Linked DNA regions of Homo sapiens: all the other regions are linked to region 4. Evidence: chromatin contacts called from ENCODE Hi-C or POLR2A ChIA-PET data. All regions are on one chromosome and are shown on one strand. Each heading gives the region's core, a stretch centred on a gene start or an enhancer-like site at or near the end of the contact. The rest is flanking DNA. Distances are from core to core; before and after follow the strand shown.

Region 1 (3,004 bases), core at 486-2,985, 1.4 Mb after region 4:
GGCAGTGGTCAGATTTCTACTTAGGGTTTCACTATTCTTTGTTATGAAAGAAAACAAAATTTCACAACAAAAGGGAAGACGATGAATAAAGGGGACTAGTTCACAGTTGACCTTAACAGGTTTTTATTTTCTTAAGTGCTATACACGCTCCATCAATATCTTCACACGAACACTGACTGTTATCACATATGTAAAAATTGTTGTAACAAAAGTAAATTACAGTGTTAGTGGAAGAACATCATCAGTCATCTTTAATGCCTAAAAATGCACATTGAAAAAAATCTTTTTTTAAGATGGAAAGACTAGACAGTTCCTCTAAGTCATCCTGCCATAAGAACATCTGAACTTGTAGGCCATAGCTAATGAAGTTCTCACCCAAAGCAAGATCCCATTTTTGGCAGCATTTTCGGCATCTCTCTTCAATCATATCCTTGAAAGAACCTTTTACGCAATTAAAAAACATTGTAATTTGCATTTGTATCATTATTTTAGTCTACATTACTAAATATTATGACATCAAGAGTGACATGGGAATTTTCCCATATACTAAAATTCAGAGACAGAATCAATTTGCCTTAATTCTGTGGACTGTTCTGAAATTGCTAGAATCAGAGCCATAGCATTGTGTCCAGTAACCAACATTAAGATAGACCCAGCGGAATTACAACCTTTGTGTGCCTTAGACACTTTTACCTTGGTAGACCCCTCCTCCAAAAAAATATTAAAATTGTATTTTGTGACTATTTTAGCATATAGCTAAATATAATCTAATCTGGGTTCATTATGATATGTTCATTTTTATTATATTAATTTTTCTAATTTTAAAATTAAAATCAATATGCTTTCTTGGGCCTTTGAAAATATCATAGGCCCTAAGCCCTATGTATACTGTGCCCACTAAATATATTGACCCTGCTGATAGAATGTCTTTATTGTAGCCTATGGTTATTAAAAAGTAATTTAATATGTTTATAGACAAATTTATAATAAAATGGGGAGTATCTTTGAGAGTTTATTTATAATGCTGATTTATTCTGTCCTAAGCCCTATATATAATGTGTCCACTAGATAAATTGACCCTACAGATACAATGTCTTTATTCTAGCATGTTAGGAACTTAAAACATGATTTTTAGATTCAAATCCCCTCCTTACAGAATCTGGCTTGTTCCTAAGTAAGTCTGAGGGCAGCTGAGTTCTCTGTAGGTGGGGCACTGACTGGCTAGGGTGTTGGGGAAATCTCCTCCATTTCTTCAAAGAAAACATTTTAAGTTTCATCTCTTTTATATTTAAGCATTCTTTGTCATGTTTAATTTGGAAAAAGGGGCCTCTCTGCCTTAGAATTTTTTTTGAAAATCATTGATATGAACTGCATACATTATTTTAAAATAGTATCCAGTTACTGTATTTCAAAGTATCTTTTCATTAACTTGATCTTCTGTATACATCTGGGAATGTACTGAGCAATCTGTTCTCAGCAAAATCATTATATATGCTGTGAAAATTACATGTGGGAGTACATTTATTATTTTCTCAGGAAAAGGCAAATAGAGATGGTCTTACACATGTTCTTTGCTTTAAACTTCTTCCTGTTTGTTTCTTAAACATTTTGTCAGGCTTTTACAGCATTGAAAGTGCCTTTAGATTCCATTGCCTATGAAAAATAGGGTAGTGAGAGTACTCGGTTTATTTTTCAGTGTCCAACCTCCAGTTAGACAATGCAAATTCATGTATCACAGCTGATTGCATTTGTCAGCTGTTTGATGTTTTTGGCAGTTTTTTTTTTTTAGCTGCCCCATTTTTTCAAGTACATGAAAGCTTTGACATAACTGTGTTAATAGCTCAAAGTTCTGATAAACAATCTAGTAGTAAGAGGCTAATATTAAAGCCTAAAGATTTTTAGTTTCTATCAATTTTTATATACTTGATTCTCACTTCTGAATATGAGATCATAGATATTAGCATGAGCTTATAGATATTAGTCTATGTTGAAATCAGAAAGTTTCAGACATAGAAGAGATCTGGGGACACAGCATGTTGGAGAGAGCACCGCGCCAGGAGAGACGTGGCCTTAGCCCTGCCACCTATTGCTCACTCTTGGGTTAGTCATTTATCCTCCACAAGCTTCAGCTCCCTTGCCAGTAAAACCCATGATTGCAAAGATGAAAATAAGACAATTAGAGACAAGCAATGTTGCAGACGAGATGATCCAAAATCATTCAGAATATAAAAACATAGAAATGCTAGATAAAAATATAACAAATGTCCTTATTTATACTCAGCTGTGCTAGGAAAAAGAAAAGAAAAATCTCCAGCAGTGAGAAAGGAAGAGAGAAACATAAGCCAGAGAAATTGGCCTGAGAGCTGACAGTGTGGCTGCCCTGGGGGGTGGTCAGTTGTGATCATCTAGTGGCAAGGGTGTCAGTGCCCAGGCAGAAACAGAAGATAAAGCAATGGGCCTGAGTGGGATGTACACTTAAACAGCCCTAAATCTAAAAAAAAAAAAAAAGATGATTTAAAATACTATAGTCTCTGTGTAAGCATCCACTAGGAAAAAATATCCAACTATCCACACAGAGAGATAAAAAGAAGCTTGACTTTTTATTTTGGCCTGAATTCTGTGTATACAAGAAAAAACAAATTCTCTGAGTAATGTAATCACAGACTTATATTACACTCCAGTTAGAAGGTTAAATTTGTATTGTTTGCATGACCTGGGAATCCCCTAGTTAAGAAACATTTTTTTTTTTCCAGGCCAATAATAACCCGTGGCAAACAAACACAATCTCTCTGAAGAAGGGGTGAGGTTACTGTAGTGCAGACAGTCGCATCCTTAGTGGTGATAAGACCTTGACTCCTCTTTCCCATATTTGCCTCGGAATGCCGGCCTTAGCGTGTGCCTTCAAACAAGAGATTGTACGATTTTTTTTTTTCTCAGTGAACTGACAAAACAGAAAGAATAGCTGCAGAATTGAGAAAATTTTCCCAAAAACAATCCGGCCTGA
Region 2 (2,700 bases), core at 54-2,553, 1.6 Mb after region 4:
CTATCTCCCCAATCACTCAAACACAATGAGATGTAATTGCTTTCATATTCCACTCTGAAAAGGGGAAAAAAACTAACACTATAAAGAGTTGGAAATCCCACAAGCAAAGTGACAAGCAAACACTGAATTTACACAAATGTGTACAATCTAAAGTACAAAATATGCGTCAGCAGTGGATCAAAATAAAGCACAAAAAACTCGCGAAACAACGAAAGAACCAGACTGTAAGACAAAAATGGCATACAATGAAAAGAGAAAAAAATGAAAAGAAACAAAGAGGCCACATTGTGGACACAATATCGTAACTTCTGACCAGATTATAAACTTTTAAAATTTTGCTTTTATTAAAAATTAATTGAAAAAAATTTATAAAGCATGTTTCTATGCAAGAATTACTCTCAAGAACACAACGATTACGTAAAAAATAGGCAAGAAACAACATACTGTTTCAAAATACAAATATATGTAGTAACTATAAAGAAAAGTAGTGAAATTATAAATACAAAACTTAGATAATGTTTGCTTCTTAAGGTTTCCTGAAAGTTCAAAGAAGGTAACACAGGGCTTTCAAAGGCTATGTTTTATTTCTTAAAACTACAAAATGGGTAAACGAGAATTCCTGAAACTGTTCATCTTTACACTTGAAATGTGCTTTAGTAACACTCTTTTGTATCTACTCAGTTTTTAATAAAAACAACAAAACTGCTTCAGTGCCCTGGAGCGAATGGGGGCGTAACGGCAGGATTCAGGGCACTAACGAGAGGTGAACGGACGCCGAGGAAGAGGCGACTAAGCCCACATACTGAGTCTACCCAGGCCAGAGAGGCAGAGGTGTGTAGGGCCAGCGATCTCAGAAGTTTTGCCAAACTCCTCGATGCGTTACAATGGAAAGGTGCCGGGTTTCCCCCAGGAAGTAGTGACTAGCGAGAAGTTAGGCACAAGGCAAAGAGGAGCAAGGCGACGTGTGAGCACTTCAGCACTCGGACGCGGAACTCTAAGGTCCAGGCGTTGGGCCTGGGACTCGCCTCCCAGAGGCTTCGCCCCGCACCCCGCACACTCCCTGAAAATAAACACTTTGCATCCTCCCCTCTCCTAGGTTCCCGAAACCGCACCCTCCCTCTCTGCCTGCTCAACAAGAGCCTTCCGGGGAACCAACCGAGCGGTTCGGGGGAGCAGGAGGGGGCCCACCATGGTGACGTCCTCGTGGCCACGGAGCAGCTCCGCACTCTAGACCCAGGTAATCTCACCAACCGCAGGAGCAGCAGCTCACAAGAGCACCCGGGCCGAATCCCACGTGGCGCCTGAGAAGCCCGCGCCGACCCAACCGGAACAGGAGAGGCGAGTGCGTTTCTCTAAAGCGTCCCCGTTAACTGAGACCGCGTCTTTTTCGCCCGTGTTGGGCTTTTAAGCTCTAGCCCAACGGACAGCCAGACCTGCGTGCTCGCCGGGAGCGGCGGAAGGGAGCTTGCGGCGGGAGGCTGAACTCTGCCTGGTGCTGAGTGCGAGGCTGGGGATTGGAGCCCGGGTGGAGACGCTACACGCTTCCGGCCCCAAGAGCGGAGCTTGCCCATCTGTCCCAGAGCACGACTCCAGAGCGCAGCAACCTCTTCAGACAAGAGGTTCCCTCTTGCGGGCTCCCGCATCTCAGGGGCTGGGACCCTCTCAAAAGGGCCGCTCGGTGTTGGCTCCCCGGAGCTCTTGCACGGCACAGGCTCCTGCCCTCCGCTTTTCCACGTACTAGATTACCTTGGGCAAGTCCTTTCCTGCACTGAGTCTTTTTTTGCCCTGCCCTGCCCTGCCCTGCCCTGCCCCGCCCCGCCCCTCTTCTCTTTCCTTTCTTTTCTTTTCTTCTTTCCCTCTTTCCCGCCTTCCCTCATTCCCTCTTTCTTTCTTCCTCCCGGGTTCAAGCGATTCTCCTGCCTCAGCCTCCCGAACAGCTGGAATTACAGGCCTCCGCCACCACGCCCGGCTAATTTTTTTTTTTTTTTTTTTTTTTTGTATTTTTAGTAGAGACGGGGTTTCGCCGTGTTGGCCAGGCTGGTCTCGAACTCCTGATCTCAGGTGATCCGTCCGCCTCGGCCTCCCAAAGTGCTGAGATTACAGGCCTGAGCCACCACGCCCGGCCGAGTCTTAGTTTCTTTATCCGGAAAGGCCACTTCCTCATATTCAAGGCCTCTGCCAACCCAGTTTTTGTTTTCTTCTCACAGCATGTGAGAGTCTTTGTTTCACCCATACATGTTAGAATTCCGTAGACAATGTAATCATTCAAAAACTATTTATTGAATGCCTACTGTGTGCCTGGTACTGGGGATACTCCAACAATATCCCTCACTCAGCTCATTTTCCAGGGGATGGAGGCATGTAAAAATATTATTTCAAATAATATAAGTACTCTAATAAAAATTAGCTGGCGGGGGCATGTAGAAAAGCTGTTTTACACATGGTGGTCTCTATAAAGTCCTCTTTTAGAAGTGATAATTGAGCAGAGACCGGAATTGTAAGAGAAAACTAGGCATGGGAAGAAGCTCCAGGCAGGGTGAAGCTGGTGTGCCTTGATATGTGTGTGCAGCTGTTAACAGTTGAGGGTAGTTGGCTAGGTCCTTGGCGTTTTGAACAAATAATTGGACAAAACACACAAATAAAGCAAGGCAGCGAAAGCAGAGATTTATTTTAAATGAAAGTACACTACTCCACTGCGTG
Region 3 (2,964 bases), core at 204-2,703, 1.6 Mb after region 4:
AAGAAAAAGAGGTTTAATGGACTCATAGTTCCACATGACTGGGGAGGTCTCACAATCATGGCAGACAGTGAAAGGCATGTCTTACACGGCAGCAGGCAAGAGAGAGACCTCATGATCTAAAACCATCAGATCTCGTGAGACTTATTCACTACCACAAGAACAGTATGGGGGAAGCCATCCTGATGATTCAATTATCTCCTACCAGGTCCTTCTCATAACATTTGGGAATTATGGGAGCTACAATTCAACATGAGATTTAGGTGGGGACACAGCCACTATATTACTGTAATTCTGAGAGAACAAGTTTGCACTTGTGTACACTTCCTGATTTGTGTCCAACAGTGAGTGCCTTAACTAGTGAACTTTACCAGCTGCCTACCACCTACCTGGCTTTGTTGTTTCCTCCCTATCATCAGTTTTGTAGCAAATTTCACTAAAGGTCTGCAGAGGTCAAATTTTTCTGCTGGTCTTTTAAAATACATTTTTAAGAGGGAAATTATTTACCATAGGCATACCTCTGAACTTAAAGATTTATTAAGGTTCAAGAGTTACTCCTCATAATTAAGAGTCTGTTGTTTAGTTCTCTCCCAGAGTATTTGAAATTGTTACTAGTATAATTAGATTTTAATAGGCTTTTATGTTACCTAAACACTAATTTGAAAAGTAAAACAAAAAATGAAAGTTTGCTTTAGTGATTAATGAGCTAACTCTGAATCATTTCAGTTCAAATAAATGAATTATGTAATTTTTTTCAGTCGACCTGAAATATTTAAATCACAGCCAGAAAACAAAACTCATTTGTTGATTACCCTTTCCTGGACTACTAATTAGTTCATGACAGGGAGTGACAAGTACTACTTCTGATATAAACTCCACGGAGGTCACCGTGCAACTCTGCTAAGTGTCATCCTTTAGGCAGGTGGTTCTCTAACTGTAGCTTGCATCGGAATCACCTGAGGGCTTGTTAAAGCACATTACAGGGTCCCCATCGCCAGAGTTTCTGATTCCGTGAGTTTGGTGTGGGGCTCAAAATACTGGGTTTCTAACAAGTTTCCTGATTGCTGCTGCATCTGCTACTGGGGAACACTGAGAACCACTGCTTCATATGAATGGGTCCTCTAGAAATTTCTCCAGCATAGCAAGTCCAAGGATTTGTAAAAGGTTTACTTATTATCCTCCAGCACAACATATCTTACTAAGGCATGTAAATAATGTGATAACCTTTACACTTGCTGTTTCAGGTATTATTTTCGCTCGTCTGCAGCAAAATCCAATATGACAGGCAGAGCCAGTAAACAATTAAAATGTGGCTTTGCATTTATGCAAAATGACAGGAAGAACCTGCACACCTGGCCGGCTGGGAGCTCCTGGGTCTGGCGGTACCAAAAAAAAAAAAAAAAAGGGCTACCGTACTAGCTACTGTTTGGGCCTGGCGCCACCTGGTGGTAATTTTTTGGTCTATCATTCTATAGATTGAAAACTCTAGGTCACGTGACTGTTACGGAAGCTGGAAACCATAGGTGAACTGTCAAGAAAAAAGACGAAATGGATTTAATGGATTTGGCAAAGTAGTCCCTACCTCCTGCTTTTTTCTTTTCTTTTCTTTTCTTTTTTTTTTTTTTTTTTTGAGACGGAGTCTCGCTCTGTCGCCGAGGCTGGAGTGCAGTGGCGCGATCTCGGCCCACTGCAATCTCTGCCTCCCGGGTTGAAGCGATTCTCTTGCCTCAGCCTTCCGAGTAGCTGGGACTACAGTCGCCCGCCGCCACGCCTGGATAATTTTTGTATTCTAGTAGAGACGGGGTTTCACCGTGTTGCCCAGGTTGGTGGCGAACTCCTGCGCTCAGGCAATCCGCCCGCCTTGGCCTCCCAAACTGCTGGGATTACAGGCGTGAGCCACTGCGCCCGGCCTGCATTTTTATGTTATACAAATAAACTGCCTTTATTCTTCACTGGTATAAAGATTTAAACAACACTTTTCTGTGGGCAGTACTTTTAAATTTATATTTTAGGACAGAATATAATGCAAGTAATTTGAATTAGAAAACCTGACCCTATCATGCAAAGTTTGATTTAACTTCATCAAATAGACAATTTCACAGAAACAATGTTTGCATCAAGTTATACTACAATTCAGAAAAAACATACAGTCATATTTTTCTAAGTGAATAATAGAGTTCTGTTGGATTTCTTTCTATTGTTTAGTGGCTTCTGCAAAAAAAAAAAAAAAATCAAAAGCAAGAACAGTAAAACAGGCACCAAAGGCCCAGGGACTGTAAAGTCCAAAGCGAGGTTCAAGACTACCTATGCAGGAAGTGCTAAGATTTTGTGAAACTACTTTTGCCTAATCTTAGCTCATCCCCCATCTTCAAGGTATAAAGGAGAACTTGAAGACTAAGGAAGGGCAGATCAGAGGGTCGGCAGTGTAGACATTGGTGAAAAGTATGGTGGTGTATGTGCTGTCGTGCGTTCCTTCTCCCTGACCTTTGGGAAACGGGAAAGGGAGCTGCCGTCTTACCATTTCCACCAGCTTCCTTGAGACCCCTTGGAGAGATAACGTCTTCTCAACACCGAGAGACTTGAGGATAAAATATTCGACTCAGGCCCAAGCAATAAGCAAAAGAAACTTTACTTCATCACTGACAAGGCAATAGTTTGTATTTTCTAGGGGGCATGTGGGAAAAACTAACATAGAGTCATCTCCAAAGCGGAGCTCAAGAATTTACAAAAAATTAGCCAGGCGTGGTGGTGGGCGCGTGTAGTGTGCCTGAGTGAGGCTGGCACTGCTGAGGCTGATCAGGGACCACACTTTGGGGACCTGAAGAGGATCTTCTCAGGAACAACCTTCTCTAGAGGTGTAACCATGGTAACAATATACTCCTGGTAACAGGGCCATAAGTCACACGTTATTTGGTAAAGCAGGACAGGGGAGCAGAAATGCTATGAAAAGTTTCACAGATTATCACT
Region 4 (2,997 bases), core at 498-2,997:
ACACCTGTAATCCCAGCACTTTGGGAGGCCAAGGCAGGCGGATCACAAGGTCAGGAGATCGAGACCATCCTGGCTAACACAGTGAAACCCCGTCTCTACTAAAAATACAAAAATTAGCTGGGTGTGGTGGCGGGCGCCTGTAGTCCCAGACCCTGGGGAGCCTGAGGCAGGAGAATGGCGTGAACCCGGGACGCGGAGCTTGCAGTGAGCCGAGATCGCGCCACTGCACTCCATCCAGCCTGGCGACAGAGCGGGACTCCATCTCAAAAAAAAAAAAAAAAAAAAAAGTATGTGAACACACACACCCACACACAGAGCAACCAAGACAAAAAATGAACAACTAATGAATCAAGTGTGAGGGGTACATGGATGTTCATTGTATTAATCTTTCAACATTTCTGTAGGCTTGAAAATTTTCAAAATAAAATGCAGAGAAGAAAATTTGCACGTCTAGAAAAGGCTTGTGATAAATAATTCATAGAATCTCAGGATTATGAGACCAGCCTGGGCAACATAGTGAGACCTTGTCTCTACGAGAAAAAAAAGAAAAAGAAAAAAGAAGATCACGTGGAGTCTTACACCATCTCTTCCTTCACTAACATTTGCGTAGTTTTATCTCACACATCCTAAACTGGATCACACTATACTCAATGTACAAATAAGCATTAGAATGTATGAAAGTGGGCAAGACGCGGTGGCTAAACTTGTAATCCCAGCACTTTGGGAGGCCGAGGCGGGCGAGTCACCTGACCTCAGGAGTTCCAGACCAGCCTGACCAACATGGCTAAACCCTGTCTCTACTAAAATACAAAAATAGCCAGGCTTGGTGGCACGCGCCTGTAATCCTAGCTACTCAGGGGGCTGAGGCAGGAGAATGGCTTGAACCTGGGAGCCGAGATTGCACCACTGCATTCCAGCCTGGGCGACAGAGCGAGACTCCGTCTCCGCCGCCCCACCAAAAAAATGTATGAGTGTATATATTCTAACTGATATCAAAGTTCTCTCCGGGAGCTGGTAACAGAAAATTTCTTTCCTTGTTTGCTTACATTTTTACAATCATGAGCTTTTTAGAAAATGTCATTGAAGTTTTTTCTCTTTTTGAAATTCAATTTTAAAAGAAACAAGGGCCCAGTGGCTCACGCCTGTAATCTCAGTACTTTGAGAGGCTGAGGTGGGAGAACTGGCCAGGAGGCCAAGAATTCGAGGCTGCAGTGAGCCGAGGTCGTGCTAGGGCACTCCAGCGTGGGCGACAGAGCGAGACTCTGTCTTAATAAACGAACGCCGTAAGCATTCCGAACTGCTTTGTTTCCCATTGGAGAAATCTGTAAATATGTCATGGAAATTGGAATCTTTATTCTGCTCCTGTCCCTCTGCTGGCGGAGTAGGATTTTACCGCTGGTTCTACCTAGGCGTAGAGCTGTGTCTGCAAACAACCAGGCAAGACCGAAAAAAGTTAATGTTCTTAAAATATGCAAGTGGAGCCCGAAAATAGTTAAATTCTTGGACTAGGAAGGCATCCTTAAATGCTCAAGTCTCTGGGTAAGAGCGCACCGAGGGGCTGCGGCCAGAAGCCCCAGGAACCGAGGTGGTTCAGGCGGTAGCCACCGCCCACAGTCCAGGTCTTCTGGGCCGGCACACCCCTCCCACCATCTCAGCCAATCGGAGCTAAGGGGGCGGGGATCGGGCCAGCCGGAGGCGGGGCGGACGCAGGAGGGGGTGTGTCTGGGGAGGGGCCTGGCAGGTCCCAGAAGGTGGCGAGTTTCGCGGCCAGAGGCTTACAGGTCCAGGTGGAGAGGCCGGGCTGGCCAGGGCTTCGGCCTCCGGCGTCGGGAAATGGCGGCGGGGGGCAGGATGGAGGACGTGAGTGCACGGAGGCGGCGGGCGGTTGGCCCCGGAATCCGCTTTTTCTTGTGCCGGGGCGCACGGGGCGGAGACTCAGAGAGGGAAGCCACCCTTGGCGACTGCGGCCGCGGCCGAAGGGGGCGCCGCCTGTGCCCGGGGAGGCCTGGGCGCGGGGCTTTGGGAGGGCTCCAGGCGGCTGTGGGATCCGCGACACGTTGGCTCCGGGCTAATTTTCCCAGTGGAGGCTGGGGTGGGCTCCTGGGCGGTGGGCGCGCGGCCCCCGGGGGTCCCAGGCTGGCGCCCAGCCCACGTGCGGGGTACGTCTTTGATCCCGGAACTGGCAGCTTCACGTGATGCGCGCCTGGCCTGACAGCCCTTCCTCCCCGCGAGTCTCCGGGAGCCGGGCCGATGGGTTCCGCTCGGACGTCCCAGGGGCACAGGGGGCGAATCTCCCTTCCTGGTGAGGTCCCTTGCCTTGGCTCTAGAGGCTGTGGACTTGGAGTGACAACGACGCTCGGGCCGGGCGCCAGCGTCCCGCAGACCTGTCGCTATCATGGCCTGGAAACCCACACGAGAGAAAAAGTGTCATGTGTTGTTTTGAATCTAGCATGGTAGGAATACAAAGGTTTTTAAATCTTTGATAGATTCAAACCAGATTACCAAAACAAAAACAAAAACAAAAAAACAAAAAACCAGTGGCCTAGTTTACAGCGTGTATAGTACAGAATGGTAGCATAATTACAAAAATCTTATTTCTTTGCTTCAGTATCGTAAGGTGTTTTTAGGAGAAACATGTATGTATGCTGAGAGTTAACTGGATTTTCCACTGGCAAGTAATAAAATTTTTGCTCTTGAGAAATGCAAAGTTGACAGTTACTGTAAAGCACTAATTTGGGTTAATAAATTAGTAGGAATATTACTGTGATCCTATCACTGAATGAACTGCATCAGGAAAAGGAAGAGAAACATGAAACAGTTCCAGCATTACGGTAGCTTAGATTCTTGTGCAGTAACCAGTTAAATAATCTTGATGAAATAAAGACCAAACAATTTCTAATGAAACTAAAATTTTCTATTTTTTCCAGTTGAGAAAATGGAAAATTAACTGTAAGACCTGTAAGTAGATTTGAGACTCATATATATTTAAAGCAAAAT
Region 5 (2,700 bases), core at 128-2,627, 1.8 Mb after region 4:
AGTATTTTAAGAAAGTAGATAGTTCTCAAGAATAATAGGAGGAACTGCAGGGAATTCAAAGGATATTAAAAGTCTGACTTGTACATTTAAATAAGGTTTCTTTGTTTGAATAATTTTTTGCTTTATGAAAATACACATCATTCTTTTCACAAAGGATGACAATCACACAAAAGAATAAAATATATGTAATTCTTTTTCCTCCTGCAATGATACAATATCAACTATTGTCTGTTTTGCTGTGATCGTGGAACAGCAGCATGATTCCATGTTCTCAAATATTCCCATGGTTTGTTCTTAAAGCCAGAATCTGGCACAATTTGAATTGGAAAGATAAATACAGCTCTGCTCAGCTGACAAACACACAGGCATGCACCACCCTCCCTTCCAAATTCTAACAGCAGAGTTTCTCTTCCCTTGAGAAATCTGAAATCTAAAATTGCATTCGGACTGCAAAATTCTGCTGAAAGAGCCTTAGGCTATTTTCCATGGTCTAAGGTAAAATCGTTTTGGCTTTGGTCCAACACAACGCCTCAGTTCCTTTAAAAGATTAACTAAAGGTCTGTGAACTTGGAAAAAAGAATTCCCGTTTCTGGAATTCGAGTTCTATGGATGTTTGTTATTGCTCGCATTTGTTATATGAAGACACCTCGCAAACAGGAGCGCAAACCTTAGAGCGCAGCTGCCTCCCGGGCTCGGGTCAGCGCTGGACCGCGCGGCAGCTGGACGGCCTGAGTGGCGCCCCGCGGGCTGCGCCCCCGGCCTCGCCAGAGACCCGCTAGGGTTGAGCCCTGACCCGGGCACCCCGCGGGCTGCTGTTCCCAGCTCCGGATGCCAGCCGGGCTGCAGCCAGAGCGCGTCCAGCCGGGGGCAGCGCTTTGTCCATCCCCCGCCCCATCCCCAGGAGGCTCCTTCGCGGATCCCCGACACTCTCCTCCCGGGTTCGGCCCGCGCCTGCTCCACCCGGGTGAGTTGGGAACCGGAGGGACCTGCTCGGCACGAAAGAATTCAGCCCAGTACCCTCTCCGCTGTCTCTTCACTCCTGACAAGTGCCTGTTCCGCCACCCTAATCCCCATTTTTCCAGCCGCGCTCCCTTCACCTTCCCCACCCCGCTCTCTTGGGACCCCCGACAACGCCCTGGCACCAGAGACGGGTGCGGGCTCCCAGGGACCTGCGCAGACTCGCAGCCCGCGCGGGGACCCGCCACGGCCCCTCGGTGCAGGCCTACCCGGCGCGAAAGGGGTTGGCAGGGAGGGGCGGGAGCCCGTACCTCGGGGCGCCCCGGCCGCTGCAGGCCCTGGGCTCCCGGGAGCGCGGCCCAGCGCGATCGCTCCTGCACCCCGGCGGTGGCGGCAGCAGCGGGAGCAGGACCTGGAGGCGGCGGTGGGGAAGAGGGGGCGGGGGTTTAACGGCGTCTCGAGAACACGTGACTGTTCCGGGGACCCCCGAGACCCTGCTCCAAGGCGCCTGCTCCGCGCCAGCCTCTTCCAAAGCCGGGGGCCGGGGGCGTCCCAGACCTACGCCGCTGTTTGGGCGCTCTAGGGAGAAGCCACAGGGCCCCGGGATGTCGTCCCTTCACCCTGGCCTCGGGTCCCAGGCCGACCAAGTTAACTTGATGGGCAAATCGAGTTTTGCCGGTCCAGCCCTCAACCCTGTGTAGTGAACTCTGAGAAGTCTTGGACTGGTGTGAGGATGGCTGTGCCCCTAAGTTCTTAGTATTCCTGAGAACAAGCTTCGACTCTCAGGTTTTATCTTTGTTTGGGGTGGGGGACGGTGGGGGGTGGTGTGGTGATAGAAAGAAAGAAAGAAAAAAGACAAAACACTGCTCTTCCTTTGCACCTCTTTGAAGTAAGGAAGAGTGGAGGTGGGGAGGCTGACCCAATGTTCAGGAGAGGCAACAGCGTCTGCGGTAATGAGCCCAGCAGAATAGAAGGGAAGTTTCCCCACTCCAAGGAGTGGCAGCTGTGGGTGTGGGCAAGTGGCAGGAGCAGGGGAGTGAAGCTGAAATGAAATCAACGCTGCTCAAGACTATATTCAATAGCAAAGAGAAGACGAAGGGCTAAAAACGAATTGTCACAGGTTAAAAAAAAAAAAAGACGGGAAAAAAGCCCACACAAAAGAAGAAGAGAAAACCTGTCCTTCTGTTCCTTCCCAACATGATTTCCATCCCTAATGTTTCCAAATCTGTATTGCGCAGGTTTGCTTTATTTTTAGCTAATCATTAGGTGGCAGGTACTTTAGGCGCGCGCGCGTGTGTGTGTGTGTGTGTGTGTGTGTGTGTGTGTGTGTCTGTGAGAGAGAGAGAGAGAGAGAAGGAGAGAAGGGAGAAAAGAGACATTGGGTAGATGTCCATGTGTCTTTGGACATAGCTTTACCATGAGAAAGGGTGTAGTTATTGTACCCTTTAATACTGAGAACTATTATGTAACAGACAGCATCTCCTGCTGAGTAGAGTCGTGTGGGATAAACCGAAGAGAACTGTACCCCTTGGGAGCAATGTGACTTGTAATTCTAACATCTGGGGCAGACATCACTGTTACAGAAGAGGTCAAAGAAAATTTTTTGTGTCCCCTTTCTGCTGGATTTCAGCATTCAATACTCAGGGGATCTGTATAGATTGCTATTTCATCAGTCAAAGAGTCATCCAAGAGCTTTTAAAGAACTCAAGTAAACACAGTTCCTGTTTTATTCTTCTGTGTGTT
Region 6 (2,700 bases), core at 13-2,512, 1.5 Mb after region 4:
CATTTCCTTTATGCAGAAATACATGGTCCTCTGAGCTAACCAATGAGTATAGAGAGGGCAGTAAAGCGATGGTTAACAGGGAAGGGATTATCCTAAAAGATGCAATCCAGCTTTTGATTTCTCCTGATTTGGAGGATTTGGACAGTCTGAGCTGATCTTAAGATTGCTAGATATACTGACTGGGACTCCTAGGGGCTACACACATCAATAGAGGGAATGGGGGAATCTTAATGTGTTTCAAGAGCCCATGGAGACCTCTCAGATAGTCTTCAAAGAGGCTCCGGCCCACTATGAGACTGAACCACTAGGCTAGATGATAATAGAATCTCAGTGGGAATCCTCAGTCCCAAGCAGAATTTAAAGTCCTAGTATCAATGGCATCGAACCATCTCCAGAGGGGATGAGACACCCAAGAGAAGCAATTCCAATAGAATCTTCCCAATCCATTGCAGAATTCAATGTCTGTGAATTCAAATAAGACTTGGCCTCCTCTGCTTTCATTATTGACCAAGCAAGGTGATCATTATCTTCTTCTCCACTGTTTTCCATCAGTGTGATGTCTGGTGGTGAAAAAAAAAAAAATGTGGCTGATTACTTGCGACTCTTGGATCAGCTCCAGGAATAGAGTTAGGAAAGCCAGGGACATTGCCATGTCATTGTCTTTGTTGTTGATCATTCCCTACAGCTCTGTGCAGATGGTCTGAGGTTTTGACCAAGTCAGTGGTGACAAATTAGGGCATGAAATTAAACTCAGGAAGTCATGCTATGTAGCAGCTTTTTTGAGTTGAAAATATTCCTTTGAGAAAACAAAACACTTTTAAAAAATCACATATGTATGAAGAACTGTCACTCGTCTGCACATGTAAAAAAGAGTACATATTCAGAATGACAAAACTTATGATTACAAAAATGGTATTATCTGTTGGTAAAATATTTTTATTCTTATGTCATGATTGTATTTTGAACTTGAGTTTTCAAGGTATTTTAAATCTCAGGCTGAATGATGGCTTAGGATATTTATCTTCGTTTCTGTTAAGGAAACCTTAGAAATCTGGCTTATAATGCCTTTTTGTTTACAGTCCAAAATTGCTTGCTGTCTCCATGTCAATAAGAGTAGCTGCAAACAGCTGTTAGTCTGAATGATATTAACTACTGTCCATCTTGTTCTCTATTTATGAAGTATGTTACTTCTCCTTTCCACTGCAGATCAGTTTGCTTGACTTCCTCTGCTGCTCAGATAGGGTATAAAATTGTTACACCTCAATTCAGTTCCTCAAATGCAAATTAAAGAGTTCATGGTATATAAAAGGATCACAATTTCTCACTTTCACTGTAAGTGAATTTTCCCGAAACATAAACAAAACACTGGTCATTGGTAACAACTTCTGAGAATTGCCATATGATCTGACTAAGCTGGCTTTTTTTGGTCTGTGCTCTGTAAATGTTTAAATAGAAGCTTAATGAAAGCCAGTCCATTATGGTCTAGTGCTTTGCCATCTTTAGCCTGACTTCTTAACATTCTCATAACTTAAATTACTCTGAATATCAATACAAATCCACAAAAAGATCCTGCCCCCATAAAATTATTAAACATGAATTTATTCAGCTCATAATTCCAGAACTTGTGTAAATGAAACAGTTAACAAACAGCAGAGACTGTATCTGTGTGGTATAGGCTTTAAGAGCAATGACAGCTCAAAAAATAGGAGAGAGCATTGTAGGGAAGGAAAAACTAGGGGCTGTTTAATTAGGGATGTGAGTCTGAAATTTAGATGAGTCTTAATTTAGATGAGGCATTATTAAAAGAGGGAAGGTGTCAAAGGTATGAAGAACATACTTGAGGAAATTCTCAAAGACAGACTTTAATATAGAGAATGCAATACACTCAGGAAATAATCATCTGACCATTAATTTTAATAAATACTACTTTTAGTAGACTGTTATGCAGTAAAATGGGACAATAGTGGTCATAGACTGTTAATAAGGATTAAATTAAGTGATCAATTAAGTGACAATAATTAATTAATAATCATATGAAATAATTGATTATTAATAATTATTGTCACTTAATTGATCACTTACTTTAATTCTTCCTAATAGTCTATCACCACTATTCTCCCATTTTACTGATGATGAACTTGAAACACAGAGATTAAGTAATTTAACACGTATAGATGGGCGGAACTACAAATATAATGCTGATTGTATTTTCAATAGCCACACCAGTGTTTCCCAACATTTTTTACAACACGCAGAACATGATAACATTTGTGAGTCAACCAGGGTGAATGGACAACACACCCAAGACCTCAAAACTGCCCTCTAAGCTAACAGGAATCAAGATCTTGGCACAGCAATAACTTATTTGTGGCAAAACCCACAGCTTATTAGCTGTTAAACTCTGTACGATGCCACTGTGGTTGTATGTCAGAGATTCGTGGAAAATATGCCTGAATAGGTAAGGTAAACTCAAATTGTACAAGCTCATATGAAAAGAAGGTGAAGCAATTTGGGTTTATATGATTGGTGATAGAGTTCTTGAAGAGTGGCAGTATATTAAGAGGATCTAAATAACTGCATATCTTAAGAATGATTTCCTGATGGAAGGAACACAGTCTTAAAGATACTTTGTGTATCTGTTGACAATTCAAAACCACTAGAGAAATTGCTGTGGGGATGAAAAGGAAGAAGATATGAAAG

The links. A loop is a pair of places that touch in the nucleus more often than their neighbours do. ChIA-PET counts read pairs that join two places held with the same protein, here RNA polymerase II (POLR2A). Pooled maps may share reads with other maps.
Region 1: a loop to region 4 is called in a map with no recorded cell type, with 7 times the contacts of the local background. The contact joins the enhancer-like site here to the promoter of TMEM192 in region 4. A Hi-C loop is called at or near these places in 2 of 37 single-sample maps with no recorded cell type and 2 of 50 pooled maps.
Region 2: a loop to region 4 is called in a map of B cell, with 9 times the contacts of the local background. The contact joins the promoter of TMA16 here to the promoter of TMEM192 in region 4. A Hi-C loop is called at or near these places in 5 of 168 maps with a recorded cell type or tissue (B cell, CD8-positive, alpha-beta T cell and naive thymus-derived CD4-positive, alpha-beta T cell), 4 of 37 single-sample maps with no recorded cell type and 16 of 50 pooled maps. POLR2A ChIA-PET finds 5 or more read pairs at or near these places in 3 of 52 experiments (CD4-positive, alpha-beta memory T cell, activated B cell and activated CD4-positive, alpha-beta memory T cell).
Region 3: a map of naive thymus-derived CD4-positive, alpha-beta T cell shows a loop between it and region 4 (6-fold over the local background). The contact joins the enhancer-like site here to the promoter of TMEM192 in region 4. A Hi-C loop is called at or near these places in 2 of 168 maps with a recorded cell type or tissue (both naive thymus-derived CD4-positive, alpha-beta T cell) and 16 of 50 pooled maps. POLR2A ChIA-PET finds 5 or more read pairs at or near these places in 1 of 52 experiments (WTC11).
Region 5: a loop to region 4 is called in a map of ascending aorta, with 5 times the contacts of the local background. The contact joins the promoter of NPY5R here to the promoter of TMEM192 in region 4. A Hi-C loop is called at or near these places in 1 of 168 maps with a recorded cell type or tissue (ascending aorta) and 2 of 50 pooled maps. POLR2A ChIA-PET finds 5 or more read pairs at or near these places in 2 of 52 experiments (WTC11 and activated T-cell).
Region 6: a loop to region 4 is called in a map with no recorded cell type, with 4 times the contacts of the local background. The contact joins the enhancer-like site here to the promoter of TMEM192 in region 4. A Hi-C loop is called at or near these places in 1 of 37 single-sample maps with no recorded cell type and 3 of 50 pooled maps. POLR2A ChIA-PET finds 5 or more read pairs at or near these places in 1 of 52 experiments (OCI-LY7).

Annotation. Positions count from the first base shown.
Region 1 is chr4:163,662,727-163,665,730 of GRCh38, reverse strand. All of the region lies in intron 5 of MARCHF1 (membrane associated ring-CH-type finger 1), which reads left to right. Among named protein-coding and RNA genes, the nearest start is that of TMA16, 170 kb to the right of the region's middle. RefSeq lists an enhancer at 1,433-1,512 and a silencer at 2,123-2,172. Within about 2 kb of position 1,735, at least 4 of the 41 ENCODE cell types and tissues checked have a DNase peak (open chromatin) inside an H3K27ac peak, as active enhancers do.
Region 2 is chr4:163,493,293-163,495,992 of GRCh38, reverse strand. It overlaps TMA16 (translation machinery associated 16 homolog), which reads right to left and starts at 1,303. Exons shown (of 7, transcript NM_018352.3): 1 at 1,189-1,303. The coding sequence starts at 1,191. LOC124900805 (a long non-coding RNA gene) reads left to right here and starts at 769. Exons shown (of 2, transcript XR_007058354.1): 1 at 769-831; 2 at 1,097-2,700. RefSeq lists enhancers at 727-876, 907-1,046, 510-1,412 and a cis regulatory region at 2,694-2,700.
Region 3 is chr4:163,548,945-163,551,908 of GRCh38, reverse strand. The region is part of intron 8 of MARCHF1 (membrane associated ring-CH-type finger 1); the gene reads left to right. Among named protein-coding and RNA genes, the nearest start is that of TMA16, 56 kb to the right of the region's middle. RefSeq lists enhancers at 1,255-1,754, 1,755-2,256. Within about 2 kb of position 1,453, at least 3 of the 41 ENCODE cell types and tissues checked have a DNase peak (open chromatin) inside an H3K27ac peak, as active enhancers do.
Region 4 is chr4:165,111,610-165,114,606 of GRCh38, reverse strand. It overlaps TMEM192 (transmembrane protein 192), which reads left to right and starts at 1,747. Exons shown (of 6, transcript NM_001100389.2): 1 at 1,747-1,860. The coding sequence starts at 1,834. RefSeq lists enhancers at 1,392-1,451, 2,232-2,471 and silencers at 1,575-1,773, 1,942-2,201.
Region 5 is chr4:163,342,569-163,345,268 of GRCh38, reverse strand. NPY5R (neuropeptide Y receptor Y5) reads right to left here and starts at 1,377. Exons shown (of 4, transcript NM_006174.4): 1 at 1,269-1,377. It also overlaps a transcript of NPY1R not described here.
Region 6 is chr4:163,590,398-163,593,097 of GRCh38, reverse strand. All of the region lies in intron 7 of MARCHF1 (membrane associated ring-CH-type finger 1), which reads left to right. Among named protein-coding and RNA genes, the nearest start is that of TMA16, 97 kb to the right of the region's middle. Within about 2 kb of position 1,262, at least 4 of the 41 ENCODE cell types and tissues checked have a DNase peak (open chromatin) inside an H3K27ac peak, as active enhancers do; they include OCI-LY7, where a contact is called at or near this core.